Regions from separate parts of the Homo sapiens genome. Here region 1 is linked to region 2. Evidence: chromatin loops called from intact Hi-C (ENCODE). Cell type or tissue: CD4-positive, alpha-beta T cell. All regions are shown on one strand. Each heading gives the region's core, and the rest is flanking DNA. Links, peaks and the distances in the headings are about the cores only. Region 1 holds the start of CNNM4 (cyclin and CBS domain divalent metal cation transport mediator 4). Region 2 holds the start of ARID5A (AT-rich interaction domain 5A).

Region 1 (8,316 bases), core at 180-8,179, 230 kb after region 2:
GCTAACTCCACGCTAACTCTGTCCTTCTGTAGAGGGTTGACTGCTCCTTCCTTCCTGAGACAATTTAACTGCATGGATGAGTCCTGCAGATGTTCAGGGCTATCATAGTAGACTCATGGGCAGCCGGTGAACAGGCCACTGCATGTACTGACGACGGGCATAGCTCACCCTGAAAAGATGTCTCATGGTCCCCAACCAGGTTCTCCAACCCCGGGGCCCACGGTGCACCCAGAGGGATTCTACCCATTGTGGGGCCAGGGCAGGCCTCAGGCTCTGAGCCCCACTAGCGGAAGGGCAGCTTCTCTGCCAGCAGCTTCTCTGCCAGCAGCTCCTCTGCCAGCAGCACCCCATCTTGGAGACCCAGAGGGTGAAGAGGGCTAAGAAGCTAGCCTGGGAGGATTAGATCCCAGGTTACTAATTCAGGATCCTTGTTCATCATCGGATCTCCAGCATCAGCATGATGCCAGGTACAAGTGAAGGGGCACTAAGCCTTTAAGACTGTTTCCCTGCACAGAACCAGAAGGGAGTGGGCTCAATTATGGGAGGTGTAGCCATGTTGCCATAGGGCTTACACCTGGAAAGAAGCAGTGAGCTCCAAGGATCTCATGACTAGGGTGCTGTTACATGCTCAGGGGTCCAGGATCAGGACTCCTCTGGGCAATTTCTACTTGCAAATAGAAGCAACTAGGTAAGTAAGGACTTGCCACCTTGAGGCAGAGAAAACAGGTTTGATCATGCCTTTATCTGCCCCCAAAGGAGAGAGGCTCCTCGCTTGCACGTTTGCTTTCTGCCATTCTCACCGCCTGGCTAACAGAGAGCCACACATGCATCCAAGCTTCCTGACTCAGCATGTTAATAGACTGCTATCTCCATGCTGTCCCTACGGTGGGAGAGGTATTTCGACATGGCAGATGCAGAAAAGGCAGACTCCCTAACCAGGGTTGCAAGCTGGCAGCAAATGAACCTGGACTTCGGCCTGGGCCCCGTGTGCCTTCTCCAACAAGTGATACTGTGTTTATCTTTTTATTTTTATTTATTTATTTATTTATTTATTTATTTATTTATTTATTTTTTGAGATGGAGTCTCGCTCTGTCACCCAGGCTGGAGTGAGTGGCGTGATCTCGGCTCACTGCAACCTCCGCCTCCCGGGTTCAAGTGATTCTCCTGCCTCAGCCTCCCGGGTAGCTGGGACTACAGGCGTGCATCACCTCACCTGGCTAACTGTGTATTTTTAGTAGAGACGGGGTTTCATCATCTTGGCCAGGCTGGTCTTGAACTCCTGACCTCAGGTGATCTGCCCGCCTTGGCCTCCCAAGGTCCTGGGACTACAGGTGTGCACCATCATGCCAAGCTAACTTTTTATTTTTTAAATTTTTAGTGGAAATGAGTTTTTGCTATGTTGCCCAAGCTGGTAATCCCACATTTAACCTAAATATCTAAAAAACTTATTTTTCCTTTTCTTTATTGGCTTCTGTCATTAGACTCAGTGCATATGAACAGAGCTTCTGAGTGTAGACAGCCTGAAAAGGGTAAAATAAAAGGAGCCAATTCGTACTTAAGCAGAAAAAAGACATAATAGAGAAAAAAATAAAATCATAAGAAAAAGGGAAAAAATAGCCAATTGATTGATAATAGAATGGGAAAGTTTCTAAGTATGGGAGGTGGGGGTAGGGGTGGAGCAGGGCGCTGGTGTTACAGCTCACTAGGAGATGAGGAGAGCTGGGTTTGCTTTGAGGCAATTCAGGTAGCTCTTCCTGGTTGGTGGAGACAGGGAAGGAACAGGCAGTCAAGGTTCTGCTTTTGTTCTGTCTCAGCCAGTGCCCATTCCAAGGCTCCTATTCCTCGAAAAAACTGACCTGCTGGGCACTCACTGCAAAGTATCCGCTATGAGTGGGGCCCCTACTAGCAACATACTTCTCCAGGCTGGCCTAGTTTACAGAACCCTCAATCCCAGCTAACAGGGCTTTCTTGAGTCAGGGCCTCTCTGCTACCACACCTCCTCCCACAACATTGTGTGATCCTTTCTGTTTAGGCTCCTTCCGTTTGGTACTGATTGCTGCTTTTATTAGCAAACATTACACCAAAATGAAAATAAATACAAGTGTCAGTGCGGGAAGGGAGTAAAGTGGGTTCTGTGTCTTCAGTACTGGCAAAAGATTTGCTGTGAGACCTGGTGGTCAACCCAGTACCTGATCTTCTCTGTGCACCTGTGCAATTATTGTAAGGATGTTTATCTGTCTGTCTTCTTCCCCCTCACAGGGCGGGCAGCTGTGGTCTTCCTTATACACCCTACTGACACAGGGCTAGGGCCATTCAGGAAGCAGTCATTTCAGGGATAGGCCCACTGCCGCGCCTGCCTGCTCATGTCCACAAGCAGCTGCCCAGCTGATCAATCACCACAATTTGGGGTTAGGAGTTTGGTCCTGGAAGGCAGGTAGCAACAACTACTACCTAGCCAAAGAATATTCTAAAGAGCTGTCCTGTCATGTTCAATGTCTAGGTCCACAATCCCGCAAGCTTAGCGAAGTAATGCTCTGTCATTCTTACCCCCATTTACAGATGGAGAAATGGGCTGGGAGATGACAGTATGGAGGCACCAGGATTTTTGTCTCGGCTCAATTTCTGCATCTCTAAATGGAAATAATTCTACTAACTCTGAGGGTTGTTGGGGGGATTTAATGAATATATGTGTTTACTTGTTTATCTCCTGTTTTCTGTTCTAGACTGTAAACCCCAATGGGCAGCGACTTTGGCTTGTTCACTGCTCTATTGTCAGAGCCTAGAACAAGTGCCTGGTACAAAGTAGGTGTTCAATAAATATCTATGCCTAAATGGAAGAGACAGGAGAGAAGTCTAGGCCAGAGCCTGCCCCTTCTATAACCTTAGTTCCCCAGATTTGCCTTCCACATCAGGCAGCCACTGGTTGATGGAAGCATCGTCGGGCTGGGGCTGGGGCTGGGGTAACCTACTTCTGGCCTTAGGACAAGGTCGGCAAAAATCTCAGCAGTGAGGAGGCCAGAAAAGTCTCCAAGGGGCAGGCTGCAATGCCAGCCTAAGCCCTCAGGTTTCCTTTTTCTTTTTCTACATCAGGAAAAGCACTTTTCTCGCCCTGCCTGCAGAGCGGGCCACCCCTAGCTGCAGGTGAGGGACGGGAGAGGAGCCTCCCACGTGCGGCCGTGCGAGGCCGAGGAACAGGAACGGCGTAGCTAGGAGACCAGGTCCCGGAGAAGGAGAGCTGGCCCCACTGGCAGAGAAAGGCGGGGAAGGGCGCGGAGGCGGAGCACTGGGCGGGTACCCGCTGGCGGCTCTCGCGCGGCGGCGCTGCTCCACCTTAAGCGACTGTACCCCCTTAAGGGCGGGCGCTCAAGCAGCGAGCCCCGGGGGCGGGGCCTCCAATGCAAATGAGGGGCGTGGGCAGGCGGGGCGGGGCGGGCGGGGCGCTGACCTGACGTCAGGCTCGCGGCCCGGGCAGTTGGCTCGGCGGCAGCGGAGCGGCCGGAGCTGCGGTGCGGACCGGGGCCGCGCGGCGTGGCGCGGGGAGCGGCGGCGGCGGCAGAGCCAGAGCAACATGGCGCCGGTGGGCGGGGGCGGGCGCCCGGTCGGCGGACCGGCCCGCGGGCGCCTCCTCCTGGCGGCGCCGGTGCTGCTGGTGCTGCTGTGGGCGCTGGGGGCCCGGGGCCAGGGCAGCCCCCAGCAGGGCACGATCGTGGGCATGAGGCTGGCGAGCTGCAACAAGTCGTGTGGGACGAACCCGGATGGCATCATCTTCGTGTCCGAGGGCAGCACCGTGAACCTGAGGCTGTACGGCTACAGCCTGGGCAACATCTCCAGCAACCTGATCTCCTTCACCGAGGTGGACGATGCCGAGACCCTCCACAAGTCCACCAGCTGCCTCGAGCTCACCAAGGACCTGGTCGTCCAGCAGCTGGTCAACGTGAGCCGCGGGAACACGTCCGGCGTGCTGGTGGTGCTCACCAAGTTCCTCCGGAGGAGCGAGAGCATGAAGCTGTATGCACTGTGCACCCGGGCCCAGCCCGACGGGCCCTGGCTGAAGTGGACGGACAAGGACTCACTGCTCTTCATGGTGGAGGAGCCTGGGAGGTTCCTGCCTCTCTGGCTGCACATTCTCCTAATTACGGTGCTGCTGGTGCTGTCGGGCATATTTTCTGGCCTCAACCTCGGGCTTATGGCCCTGGACCCCATGGAGCTGCGCATCGTGCAGAACTGTGGCACCGAGAAGGAGAGGCGCTATGCCCGCAAGATTGAGCCCATCCGGCGCAAGGGCAACTACCTTCTCTGCTCGTTGCTCCTAGGGAACGTGCTGGTCAACACCTCCCTCACAATCCTTCTAGACAACCTCATCGGGTCCGGCCTCATGGCGGTGGCCTCCTCCACCATTGGCATTGTCATCTTTGGGGAGATCCTACCTCAGGCCCTGTGCTCCCGACATGGGCTGGCTGTGGGTGCCAACACCATCCTTCTCACCAAATTCTTTATGCTACTCACCTTCCCCCTCAGTTTTCCCATTAGCAAGCTCCTGGACTTTTTTCTGGGCCAGGAGATTCGCACTGTTTACAACCGGGAGAAGCTGATGGAGATGTTGAAGGTGACGGAGCCCTATAATGACCTCGTGAAAGAGGAGCTCAATATGATCCAGGGTGCCCTGGAACTACGGACCAAAACTGTAGAGGATATCATGACCCAGCTCCAGGACTGCTTCATGATCCGCAGCGATGCCATCCTGGACTTCAACACCATGTCGGAGATAATGGAAAGCGGCTATACTCGCATCCCGGTGTTCGAAGACGAGCAGTCCAATATTGTAGATATTCTCTACGTCAAAGACTTGGCCTTTGTGGACCCCGATGACTGCACCCCCCTCAAGACTATCACTCGCTTCTATAACCACCCGGTGCACTTTGTCTTCCATGACACCAAGTTGGATGCCATGCTGGAGGAGTTCAAGAAGGGTAAGGCCAGATGTAGTTCCCCTGGTTCAATTTCCTCTTGACGCCTCTTTTCCCCTGGCGTGTTTTGTGTCTGCTGGCTTTAGTGTTCTGTTTGTGTGACTCTGTGTCCCTTTGCCTATCGCTTCCTATGCTTCTGAGGTGAACGATTTTGGAGCGGTAGACCCATTCTCAAGTGTCTGCCGTCTGCCAGGTAGTGTGCTGTGTGCTCCTGATGAATCAAAGCTGAATAAGACATACTCGCTCCCTTGGAGGGCTGGAGCAAGACCTCAGGGAGCTATTGAAGCAAGACAGAGTAAGACAGATGCCTGAAAAGAGGCCAGGGCGATGGAGATTTAGAGTATGGGGTGGAGTCAGGAAGGGGCTGGGAAATTGGGGAATCCACAGGGGAAGGAGCATTTGAGGAGAATCTTAAAAGGTAGAGAGGCTTGCTGCTTGAGGCAGAGGGAACCCCGCAAGCAGAGAACCGGAGTGGAGAAGCAAAAGTGTGCTTGTGGCCCAGCAGGTGGTCCTGTTTGGTGGGTATAGTGGCTCTGATGCTTAGTGGTCAATGGCTGGAGTAGTTTGGGGCCCGGTGGTGGACGCTAAGTTTGCTCCCAGCTTGGGAGCTACAGGTTTTTGAGCAGGGGAGTCATGTTACTGGAGGTGCTAGCCCACAGAAGCAGAATTGGGAGGTCTCTAATTGGCTCGCTTCTCAGAACAATGCCAAGTAGCGCTTTCGACTATTCAGCAGAAGCAAGCAGATTAAGTTTTGGTAATTGTGGCGCCAGCGTAAGCTTCCCTCCAGTGGTCTGCTGGAAATCTTCAGCTGCCTTGCACTGCCTTGTGTTTTTTTCTCACCTGGGTTCTTGGCCATTTCGCAGGTAGTTAGAGAGGCATTTGGAGGGTTTACTCATCAGCCTCAAAGCTCAAGGCACACACTCCTTTTCTTCCAGCAAAATTTTCCTCCCATCTCTGCCATTCAGAAACCCTCAAAGTGGCAGTAAACAAGCCAATTATGGAGTGGAACCCTCCCAGGCTGAAGGAAGTGAGGAGGCAGAAAGGGAAGCTCTTTTTTAAAGGAATGGGGGTGAGGGGCTCATCCTAAACTTGGGGACTTTGCTTTCTAAACATGCTCCCAGCCTTCATTCCCATAGGAGAGCTCCTACTGGCTGAGGCTGCTCAGGCCGACCTAGGGCTTGGAGGGACTTCGGAATCCTAGCAGGGAGTGAGCTGGCAGGTGTTTCTGTAACGGAGAGTGGAGGACAGCTTTGGAGTGGGATAGGGAGGAGCTGGCTTTGCCAGGTTTGGTCTGAAAAGATGCTGGGGTCAGGGCCAGGGTGGTGGGTTGGTACCCTCCTAAGTTCAACAGACTGAATCTTAGTATCGGAGCTGAGGACCACTTGAGTAAAGTAAGCCAGAGTCTGGGAGAGCCCCAGGGAAGGTGGCCTCCCTGCAGAGACTGGAGAGACAGACCCCTAGTGGTGAAGGCAGAGGCTGCGGTGGGGTGGGGGTGGGGGCGGCTTTGGGAGTGCAGACCCAGGAATCAGGTTTTCCCAGGTACCCGAGCCTGGGACAGAAAAGCAGTGAGGATCTGTGCCCCACCCCCACCCTAAGCCTTGGGACCTGAAGACTTCTCCTATTGCTTAGTTGGGAACCTGATTAGGACCCTCCAGGGCAACTTCCTCCTCACTGCCTCTGTGGTGTTTGGGACTATGGTTTGTGACACACCCAGTAGCACCTTCCCATCAGTTCATTTGGAATCTGGATCCAACCAGTATGGATTGGTCTGACCAGTCTCCCAGTCTTGATCAGCAGGGCTGAGCTCTCTTGGGTTGGAGCCTCCTGGGTCTTGAGAGGGCTGTCTTTGGGCTCTGTCTTGTCAAGTGCCCTTTCATTAAGTTGGGAAAACAGAGCTAGCATCTCTTAGGCCGTAGCAGAGCTCTGCTGAGCCAGAGTCCCCAGGTTCAGTTTACTCCGGGAAACTCTGCTTAACAGAGGCCAGTAGCCTGAGGCCAAGCCCTGGAGCAGTGCTGGTAAACCCAGGGAACTGCACACAGGCTGCCCAGCACAGCAGGCCGCCCTGGAGATGGTGATAGTCCCCCCTCTCTACCCACCCCCGACAAATGAACAGGCCCTGCGGCTTTATGCCATCACTTACTTCCCCATTCTCAGAGGTCTTGGAAAACCAGTTTTAACTCATTGCACACCGGGTTCCCTGCAGCGTGGCCTCTTCCAGACCTTCCAATCTGGCGTCCACCTTCTTAGTCTGAGATTACCCAGGACACAGCACACACCTAGTGTACATCTGCAATTTAAGAGTTTCTTGGCCAGGCGCGGTGGCTCATGCCTGTAATCCCAGCACTTTGGGAGGGCGAGGCGGACAGATCACGAGGTCAGGAGATTGAGACCATCCTGGCTAACATGGTGAAACCCCGTCTCTACTAAAAATACAAAAAATTATCCAGCCGTGGTGGCACATGCCTGTAGCCCCAGCTAGTCAGGAGGCTGAGGCAGGAGAATCGCTTGAACCCGGGAGGCAGAGGTTGCAGTGAGCCCAGATCGCACCACTGCACTCCAGCTTGGGCGACTGAGCAAGACTCTGTTTCAAAAAAAAAAGAGTTTAGGAGTCTGGTGTTGGGAATGGTTTTTTTTTTTTTTTTTTTTTTTTTTTTTTTTTTTTTTTTTTGCTAAGAGAAACAAGTGAGCAAAGTTAGAACAGCTGGCATTGTTTTATTTGTTTGTTTGTTGTTGTTTTTTTTTTTTGAGACGGAGTTTTGCTCTTGTTGTCCAGGCTGGAGTGTAATGGCACAATCTCGGCTCGCTGCAACCTCTACCTCCCGGGTTAAAGCGATTCTTCTGCCTCAGCCTCCTGAGTAGCTGGGGTTACGGGCATGTGCCACCACCCCTGGCTAATTTTGTTTATTTAGTAGAGACGGGGTTTCGCCATGTTGGTCAGGCTGGTCTTGAACTCCCGACCTCAGGTGATCCACCCGCCTTGGCCTCCCAAAGTGCTGGGATTACCGGTGTGAGCCACCCTGCCCAGCCTTTCAGCTGGCATTGTTAACAGCACCAGAGTCAGAGCTGGGGCAACTGTCTAGCCCAGCATCTCTCTCTGAGGGTCTGTCCTGGACCCTCCTCCACCCCAGGTTGGGTGAGGGTCCTGAGCCTAGCTTTGCCAGAGTCCTTCTGCCCCACAAGTAATCCTCTTTTAGGGCCTTTGTATTCTTTCTTTCCCCTTTCCAGCATTATAAGCTCCTTGAGGGTAGAGGCCATGCCTTCTTAGTGTTTTCACCACTCAGTGCTTGGTAAAGAGACGGGTCTCCAGTAAGTGTTGGACAAATGAATGAACAATGGATGACTCTCTGG
Region 2 (8,316 bases), core at 36-8,035:
CTGCCTGGGCCTCTGGAGCCTGCCTCTCCCCCTCTGATGTAAGCTGATATTTTAATTCTCTTACAAGGAATGGTGTTTAGAGAAATGACTTAACCAGATTACTCATCGTCTCTAATGACTTGGCCCGACTCCAGCGCTATTCCTAGACGTGACGCTTGAGGCTTCGATTCTTTCTCTCTTTCCTTTTGCTCCTTTTTTTTTTTTTTTAAATACCAAGAAATTACAGCCCTGCCTACGCGGAGGCCCAGCCCCTACACGCCCCCTTTGCATGGTATCCTGGGAGATGGAGTTCTGTCCTGGCCCCAGTCATGCCCCCATCCCCAGCCCAACTCCTCGCCCCTCTCCCGCCTCATCTTGGTGGGAGATGGGCAGGGTGTGGCTGGGCAGAGGTCATTTAATCTCTACATGCCTTGGTTTACTCTTCTGTCAAATGGAAGGGTCACCTGACATACAACAGAGAGTGGAAGTGTCAGTTGAGACCTTATTTTAAGTAAAAGTGTCACAGAGACCCAATGGTTTTAAGAGATTTCTTGTCCAGTGCATTTTGTGCTAAGCACCAGTCAAGACTCACACAGAGCTTTAGTTACCCTGACCCTGGGACTTACCAGGGCCTGGCCCTCACCCAGCCCAAACTTACTCCTTCCTGTCTGTGGACGAGTCTGTGGGCTTGTCCAGCACTTACTCTCTGGTTCTCAATTGTAATAAGGGGATAGATATAGATACAGCGCCCACTTCAGAGGGCTAGAGTGACATTGAAAGAAATACTCCATGCAAGATGGTGCAGTGTGTGTTAGGGTCCGCCCTGGTCCAAGGCATTTTCACCCCTTTCAGCACAAGGCCTTGGCTGAGTAGCTGGAGCGGGGACTGATTCTTAGTAGCCTGTGAGGTTGGCAAGGGCCACATCTTCTGCTCCACAAGGATACGGACTTCTTTCTGGTTGTGGCTACATCCCAGGTCTAGCTCAGTGCTGGCACATAGTAGGACCACACAACACATGTTGGATGAGTGGATGACTGAATAAGTGGAGCATTATCCTGCTTTCCACGGGAGGGGCCTGAGGCCCTGACAGGTTAAGTGTCCAAGGCCACACAGCTGGGCTGTGTCTGAGTGGGAATGAAACCCCCAATTTTCTCTCCTTGCCCTCCGTTCCCCTCCCCCAGGGGAATTCAGCTTCCACCCTTCAGGCTCAGGAAGTTCAGAACCATGGGTTTCTACCCTGCTGGGACACACTGGGGAGATGTGGGGTGGAGAGGGGAAACCAGCCCAGCCCTGGCCCAACACAGGAAATCTTTCCAGATTGGCTGGAGGTTGGAGGGAACCTAGAGCCAGGTGCAGATGCAGCTTCCAGTGTGGACAAAGCTTGGGAAGCTGGTTTACACGCGCCCTGGGGTACAGTGGCCAAAGCTCTTTCAGGCAGGAAGTTGGCCCTTGGTGATCTGGGACTCACAACCACCTCCCCACTCCTTCACCCCCAGCAGTTCCCCAAAGGCCAAAAGCTATTCTTGTCTTTTTCTAAAAGAGGCATTTGAACCATGAGCCAATTTTTTCCATTCCTGAGCTTGGGTATCATCTATTTCGGGCATTTGTTGTTTTCCATGAGTTGCAAATGCTGCTGTGAAGCTGGCCTTTCCTGGACAGCTAGCACGGGGAACGAGGAGTTAGGCAAGCAGGGCGGGGCCGCGTTAAAAATACTTCCCCACTTCATTTCTCCTTTGAAAACAAACCCCCAGGGGCCTTTGGCAACTGCTGAGCCTGGGAACTGAGCTTCCCAGGATAGAAGACTGGCTGTGCATTCTGTTTCCTGAGGGCACTGGATGGGTTTGCAGGTCCCAGAAGAAACAAAAGCACTGATTTTGCTGTGTGACTTTGGACAGTTTGCTTAACCTCTCTGGCCTGGTGACCTCCTTTCTAAAATGAGACCAGGTGGACAGATGATCTTGAATGGTCCCTATATCTCTGAGAGCTCCAGGATGAGAACCACCCCCAGGGCCAGATTTTCTTCCTAGAAATGGGCTAACAAGAGGTGCTAGGACATGGAGGTGGGAGTTAGAAAGCAGCTTTTAGCTCAGTCTCTGGGAACACTTTGTGAGCTCCTTAGCCCTGGAACTGTTCTAAGGGGGTCTATAATGTTCTCAGCAGGATTCATGTAATTGCAAAAAGATTAAACGCTATCAAGAGGAGATTAAATACACTGTGCTGGGCACACAGCCCAGCAGTTCCCAAAGAAGCAGATCTGTGTTCCAACAAGGAAAGTCTGTAAGATCTAGCGGTGATCGAAAAAGCAAGTTTCAGAATGGAGCAATGAGAATTGTATCGTTTCTTTAAACACACACATAAAACAAAGCTATCTATTTTTCTATACCATGGATACATATATAGTTTTGAAAATACACATAGGGAAAGTTCTGGAAGACTTCACCCAATCTGATGGGTCTTTACCTCTGGGGCAGGGAGGGAACTGGATTTGGTGTAGCATCAGAGAGGGCTGATTTACTTGCATGTTTTTACAGGACGAATGTGTTTATTTATAAGTGATGGTTTGTTTTTCTTATTATTAAGACACACAGAGAGACACCAGGACACTGAGGGGCTAGCTGACCCCCTCTGTAGGCACAGAGGCGTCCTGGCCTGGGATCCTGTGGTTGGAGGGTGCAGAGGAGGGTGGCTTTGGGCCGGAGTGGAGGTGTGTGAGATGGAGGCTTGAGCAATGGAAGTGTTTATGCTTTTAGCCAGATGAATGGAGATGTCTGTTTTCTGCAGGATTTACTGGCCATTGTAAATTACTTTCTATTGCAAACAGTTGCCTCAGGAAGCAATTAAATTTAGATCCTATCGTTCCCAGGCTGGCACAGGCAGGTGTTGACTTGCTGAGGCTTTGCACAACAGCCCTTGTCTGTCAGAATGTGCCCAGCTGCCCGGATGGCAGAATAACCCTAACTCTTGGTGGGATGAGCTGCTGTCTTATAAGATAGTGAGTTCCTTGTCATTAGGGGTATCCAACCCACAAGTGAGGGGTTGGCCTAGATTGTGACCCCGGGGGCTGCATCCAGAGCTCCATCCCCAACCTTGGGCATAGTGCCTGCCAATCAATGCTTCCAGAATGTACAAAGGTGCTTCCTGATGGCATCCCATCATAGTGTCTTCCACCACAGCCTTAGCTTTCCTGGAGGGGAAAGTGGCTTGTAAACTTGCCAAAGTGGGATGCATTGTTATAATTACCATTATGATTGTTCTGGGTGTCTATTACCAATTCTACAGGTGCTGGCTCTTACAAGCCAACCCATTATGAGGTAGACAGGGGATTTATCCTGCAGAGCCCACAGGGTCGTCTGCTCTAGACTGAGCCTGCAGACATCTTCCATCCCAGGGCCAAAGGGTAAGGGCCAGGGTTTCAGGTTCACCAAACTGCAGCCCTGGTCCCTTCGTTTAGTGTGAGGAGGGGCACCAGTATGATGAGTGGTTAGTAATGGGTGCAAAGCGGGTGGGGGGATGCCTGGGTATGAGGGCTCCTCTTCCTGGGTCTAGCTCTGGCTCCAACACCTACCAGCTGTGCTACTTGAGCTAATCTCTCAGACCTCAGTTTTACGCTATAAAATGAGGACAATGATGGTGTCAAGTGCATAGAGCTATTATGAGTATTAAAATTCATCAACAAAGATTTTTGTGTAGCTTCTATGTGCTAGGAACAGGGTTCCCATCCTAGCTAGCCACCTGCTGAGACTGAAACCCTGAGCCTCCATTTCTTCCTCTTTGGCCTGCACAGGTCCAGGTTGCTGCTATGGCTGGCTGGGCACCTCCTCCTGCCTCCATTCGCCCTAGGCCTCATTCCCACCTCCCACAGCCTGAACTCATGCCCCTTCTTTGGACTACTCAGCTTGTAGCTGCCACACTCTGTCTGCATTATGTGTGTGGACATTGACTATTACTGGCAGGCCTGGCCACAGAGCCTAGGCCAAGGATTTACTAGTTTGGTCCTTGTCTAGCTCACACTAACCACCTCTCCTTTTTTTTTTTTTTTTTTTTTTTTTTTTTTTTTTTGAGGCAGGGTCTCCGTCTATTGCCCAGGATCCAGGATAGAGTGCAGTGGTGTGATCAAAACACACTGCAGCCTCGACCTTCTGGGCTCAAGTGATCCTCCCGCCTCCGCCTCCCAAAGCAGGGATTCCAGGCGTGAGCCGCCGCTCCCGGCCTCACCTGGCCTTCTTTGTTGGGCTAGGTGGGGACTGGGAAATGCACAGGGCCACTTTCAAATCAAAGTCAGAAGCACTTTGCTCGCTCCACAGAGTCCTCAGTGCTCTGCTGAAAGCAAGGAGGCTTTTTCCAAGGCTCTAGTTTTGCCTCCAGGGAAACTGAGGCACAAGGCAGCAATGATTACTGAGGGTCCTGCCTCCGCTCCTCTAGGTGAGGAGCCTATTCCAGGGGCTCCAGTCTGAAAGCCTAGAGGCGAGGGGCGCGCACTACAATTCCCAGAGGTCCCCGGACTCAAGGGCGGTCCCCGCCCCCCGCCTTCTCCGCGCGACGAAGCCGGGCTTACCAATGGGAGCCCGGAGTGGGGCGAGCAGGGGCGGGACGGGGCGGGACTGCGGGGAGGTGGCCGGCGGGCCGCGCCGCGAGCCAGTATCTCAGAGAGCGCGGGGTCCGGACAGCCGCGCGCTGAGGGTCTCGGGGCGGGCGCCGCGGGACCTCTCCGGGCCATGGGTAAGCGGCTCTGCGGCGCGGCCCGGACAGGGGCTCGGCGGCCCTGCAGGGAGGTTCAAGGTGCCGGCGCCGGGTCCCCTCCAGCCCTCGTGGCAGTCGGTGCGCTGTGTGGGGCGGAGAGGGGCCCGGGGTGGGTTTCGGGGCGCGGGCCAAGGGGAGCGAGCCCGGCCCGCGGCTTCAGCGCTCCCCGGCCGGCGCGGAAGGGGTGAGGCTGGGCGTCCGCGCGAGCTTCGAGAAAAGGAAAGACAAAAAGTTTTGGCGGCCAGGGGCTTCCCGGGCGTTTATCTCGAAACTCTTTTCGCCGTCTCTTGCCTGAAATATGCCGAGCCCGGTACGGCTCTGTCGTCCCACTTCCTGCTGCGGTTTCCACCTCGAGCTGGGCTCAGCTAATTTGTTGTGACAGCTGTCGGCAGCCGCCCCTCCGCCCCGTGACATCCCGCAGGTTTCAGAACCGCGGCGCCGCCGGGCACAGACTCCGGGTCCAGAGCGCGCGGCCCTTTCCTCTGCGGCCGCCGTTTCCTGAAAGGGGCTGCGCGGGTGTGAAGAACTTGCTCAATGCGCTTTGTAGGATCCACTGTTCCTCTTTCGGCCGCGGGCTGCGCCGATGGTCCGGGGAGCCCGGCTTCTCGCCCCCTGCCCCTTCCTTCTCTTCCCTTTTCTCTTTTCCTCTCCTGTCTCTCCGCCCACCCGCCGCAGCCCCACAGGAGAGGGGTCGCTTCCCTGGTTGCTCTCCTCTCCTGTCCCTTGTGTGTCCCCTTGTCTTCCCTCGGTCTGCAGAAGGGACGGGGTGGCGGCTGGGGAGCGTCAGGGGAAGAGGGCAAGAGCGTGGGCTACGAGCTTGCAGGCGATGCCCGGCTTCGCGCTCGGCGGGAGCTGCGGGCCAACCCGGGCCCGCGCTCCGTCCCTCCGCGGTGTCTAGGGGTCGCCCGGGCTGGGGTCGCGTCACCCTCCGCCCAGCGCCGGCGTGGTGGGGCTTGCGCGGTGCAGGACCCCCGAGGGCCCAGGGGGTCCCAAGGCGCTGCGGGTCCAGTGTCCCTTTGTTTGCAGAGTCTTGGGCCAGTAAGGAGTGCTCCGCGGGCCCCAGGGGAGGACAACAGGTGCCTCTTGCCCCACCCGGGCTCCTCTGGTGGGAGCCCACACGCACGGTGGCGTCACTGCGCCTACAGGCAACGCTAGAGCACAGGAGGGGTGGGAGGTCGGGGCTCGAGGGCTTCACCCCGCAGCAGAGCTCAGAGCCCAATCCAGGCCTTAGGGACCCGCCTGGGGCCTAGAACTTGGTGTGGCAGAGGTAGAAAGGGCCTCCGATAATCTGCTTCTACAGTTGAGAGACGTCAACTGGCACCTCTGAGCCTCTGCCCCGTAGGTGAAATGGGAACACACGAAACCATCTGAGGAGCTCTCACTGTCCGTCACCACCAAATGTGGCCCAGACTCCGTGGGGAGGGACAGTCCCATCCTGGAACTGGGGCTTTTAGGACATCCCAGAGCCCGGTAAGAGGGACAGGGAGAATGGGGCTTGGAAGTTGGTAGCCTCACATTCAGTGTCCCCCGCACCTCCTTCCCTTTCTGTACCCTCTGGTGGCTCTTGTGGCCTCAGCTGCCCCCAGACCCTGTCTCTCTCGCCCTCCCCCAAGCTGAGGTACTGAGGTTGGGCTGTGGCTTGAGCTGCACCTGTGCCCTGTTAGGGAGTGGGGGTCCCAGGCCCATCGCGTTTCTTCTCACTGCTGGCTCCAGCTCAACACTTGGCAGGCCCCCCTCCCCAAACTGCTGGAGCAAGCTCGCGTAGACTCGGCCTGGCCGCCGCTCCCGGGCTGCCGAGTGGACCGGCCGTTTCGCCGCTTCAAAGGCTGTCTTTGTTTTGCTCCAGCTCAAGCTTAGAGAAACTTAAGCCAACAACCTCAGCCGAGGGGGCGGGGCGGCGTCTGCTGGTTGTTATTGAGGCTGCTGTTACCATTATTGTGGTAATTGACGCAGTGTTCCCAGTCGGTGACTTTTCATGAAAGGAAGTGTCACTTCCTTCCCATCACACCCAGGGTGAGTGGGGCGGGCAGCAGAAAGATGGGGAGGGAGAGAAGGAAAGGGGTGTGTGCCTCCAGCAGACCCTTAAACTTGAGAGCTGTGTGGCCTTGTACTAGTCACTGCCCCTCTCTGGGCAACAGGGGTCTGTAAGTCCATTGCGCTCATCCTGCACCCAGGAGGCTGATGTTTCCGGAGCACCTGCTGGGCAGCGAGGTGCCTTGGGGAGGGAGCAGGACAGGCAGGCCTCTGATCTTCTCACTGAGCCTGGCTGTGGTTTGTGGGGGAAGCCTCCTTTCTCTTCTCACTTTTTTCTGCTGAGAACATTGGGCACATTGAGTCTAGCACGCCCATCTTGTAGATGGGGAAAGGGAGATACAGAACCAGTGACCAACTTGGTAAGAGGTGCAGCCATGCAGTGCTGGAACCCCTTGCCCCATCTGTCCTCTTGGCCCACTTTCATCTGCTTCCAGCTTGATGTCTGGCAGGGCAGGGGCCCACTGACTTCCCCGCATCCACCCACTGCCTGGCCCCATAGCTACCTTCTAGTCCTGGCTAAGCCCCGTGAGACATCTTAAGTTTGTCTTCAGTGACTCTCAACCACCGCCCGACTGCCTTCACCTTCCTGCCTTTGCATACCTGCCTTTGCTTCGCCAGGTTGGTTGGGCCCTGGCCAGAGCTGGCCCCCTACTCTCTCAGGTAACAGGTAGCAGTTTTTTAAATGGAATCTCAGTAGGTATCAACAGGTCTTTCCTCCTTCCTCAAGATTATGGAGATAACACCCCTTATTCAAAGATGGTGGGTCCTCTGGGCCCTCCCCGACCCAGGCCAGGGAAGTTGATTCATAGAGTGTGGGGGCCATGCCCCTTCCCGGCCCTCCCCCTCTCCCCGCTGCTGCCCAGCTCTCTGACCAGCCCCCTCCCATCCCTGAGCCTGGATGCCTTAGCAGTCAACACAGACCTGCTCTTGTTAGCAGAGTGACAGGAGCGATGTGCTGGGAAACTGCACATCTACTTGGGGAAAGGGGACAAGTTTGCATCCTCTGAGCACAGATAAGGAACTTGAGGTCTCCCTGCTCCCATTAGAAAGAAAAAAATCTCTAGCTCTCAGGGATCAGCGTCTCTCAGGAGTCAGACTACCCTGGTTCTGAATCCCAGCTCTGCCATGGATAAGCTCTGTGGCCCCAGGCAAGTTACTGAACCTCTCTGAGCCTCAGACATTATATCTGTTATATCTGGATGGCTGGGAAGATTCAGCAATGCAATGTTGTATGAGATGCCTAGCCCACACCAGCCAGGGCACTGATTTGAGTCGGTGGAGCATGTAACTTGAGAACAAGTAGACCTATGGGAGCATCCTCTACTGGAGGCAGTGACAGACTAACATCTTCAGTGCTGGAGTTTTAGGATCTGGGAGTTGAGCTTGACTCAGACAGGAGCTATGGAGTTGGAAAGAAATCAGACTCATAGCACAGGAAGAGCCTCAGGCAATCCTCCTGCCCAGCACCCTGCCGCACCCCCTCTCTGCTTAGTAAGGGACTGGGTCACTAGGAGCCCAGGCTCATCTTCTGGCGCAGCCACCTAGCCTGCCTCGGCCCTCTTC

What was found. A loop is a pair of places that touch in the nucleus more often than their neighbours do. Peaks named below come from ENCODE experiments on the same cell type or tissue, not always from the same donor. Only the 100,000 strongest peaks of a DNase experiment are listed, where the experiment ranks them.
Region 1: a loop joins it to region 2, with 8 times the contacts of the local background. A loop is called at or near these places in 19 of 110 quality-filtered maps.

What each region holds. Positions count from the first base shown.
Region 1 is chr2:96,757,431-96,765,746 of GRCh38, forward strand. CNNM4 (cyclin and CBS domain divalent metal cation transport mediator 4) reads left to right here and starts at 3,472. Exons shown (of 7, transcript NM_020184.4): 1 at 3,472-4,971. The coding sequence starts at 3,570. RefSeq lists enhancers at 2,910-2,959, 3,519-4,108, 3,980-4,229, 4,109-4,697, 6,768-6,817 and 1 more and silencers at 3,290-3,709, 3,833-4,016, 6,388-6,437. In CD4-positive, alpha-beta T cell, for the core only: CTCF peaks have their summits at 3,683, 3,884 and 6,426 (motif pointing left); DNase peaks (open chromatin) are centred at 3,321 and 6,441; H3K4me3 peaks cover 4,239 bases; H3K27ac peaks cover 914 bases.
Region 2 is chr2:96,532,133-96,540,448 of GRCh38, forward strand. ARID5A (AT-rich interaction domain 5A) reads left to right here and starts at 4,620. Exons shown (of 7, transcript NM_212481.3): 1 at 4,620-4,698. The coding sequence starts at 4,695. It overlaps LOC105373496 (a long non-coding RNA gene), which reads right to left and starts at 174. Exons shown (of 3, transcript NR_135564.1): 1 at 95-174. RefSeq lists enhancers at 1-459, 168-217, 6,059-6,178, 6,396-6,941 and silencers at 4,539-4,898, 5,579-5,788. In CD4-positive, alpha-beta T cell, for the core only: a CTCF peak has its summit at 4,377; DNase peaks (open chromatin) are centred at 139, 4,529, 5,049, 6,659 and 2 weaker places; H3K4me3 peaks cover 3,922 bases; H3K27ac peaks cover 3,359 bases.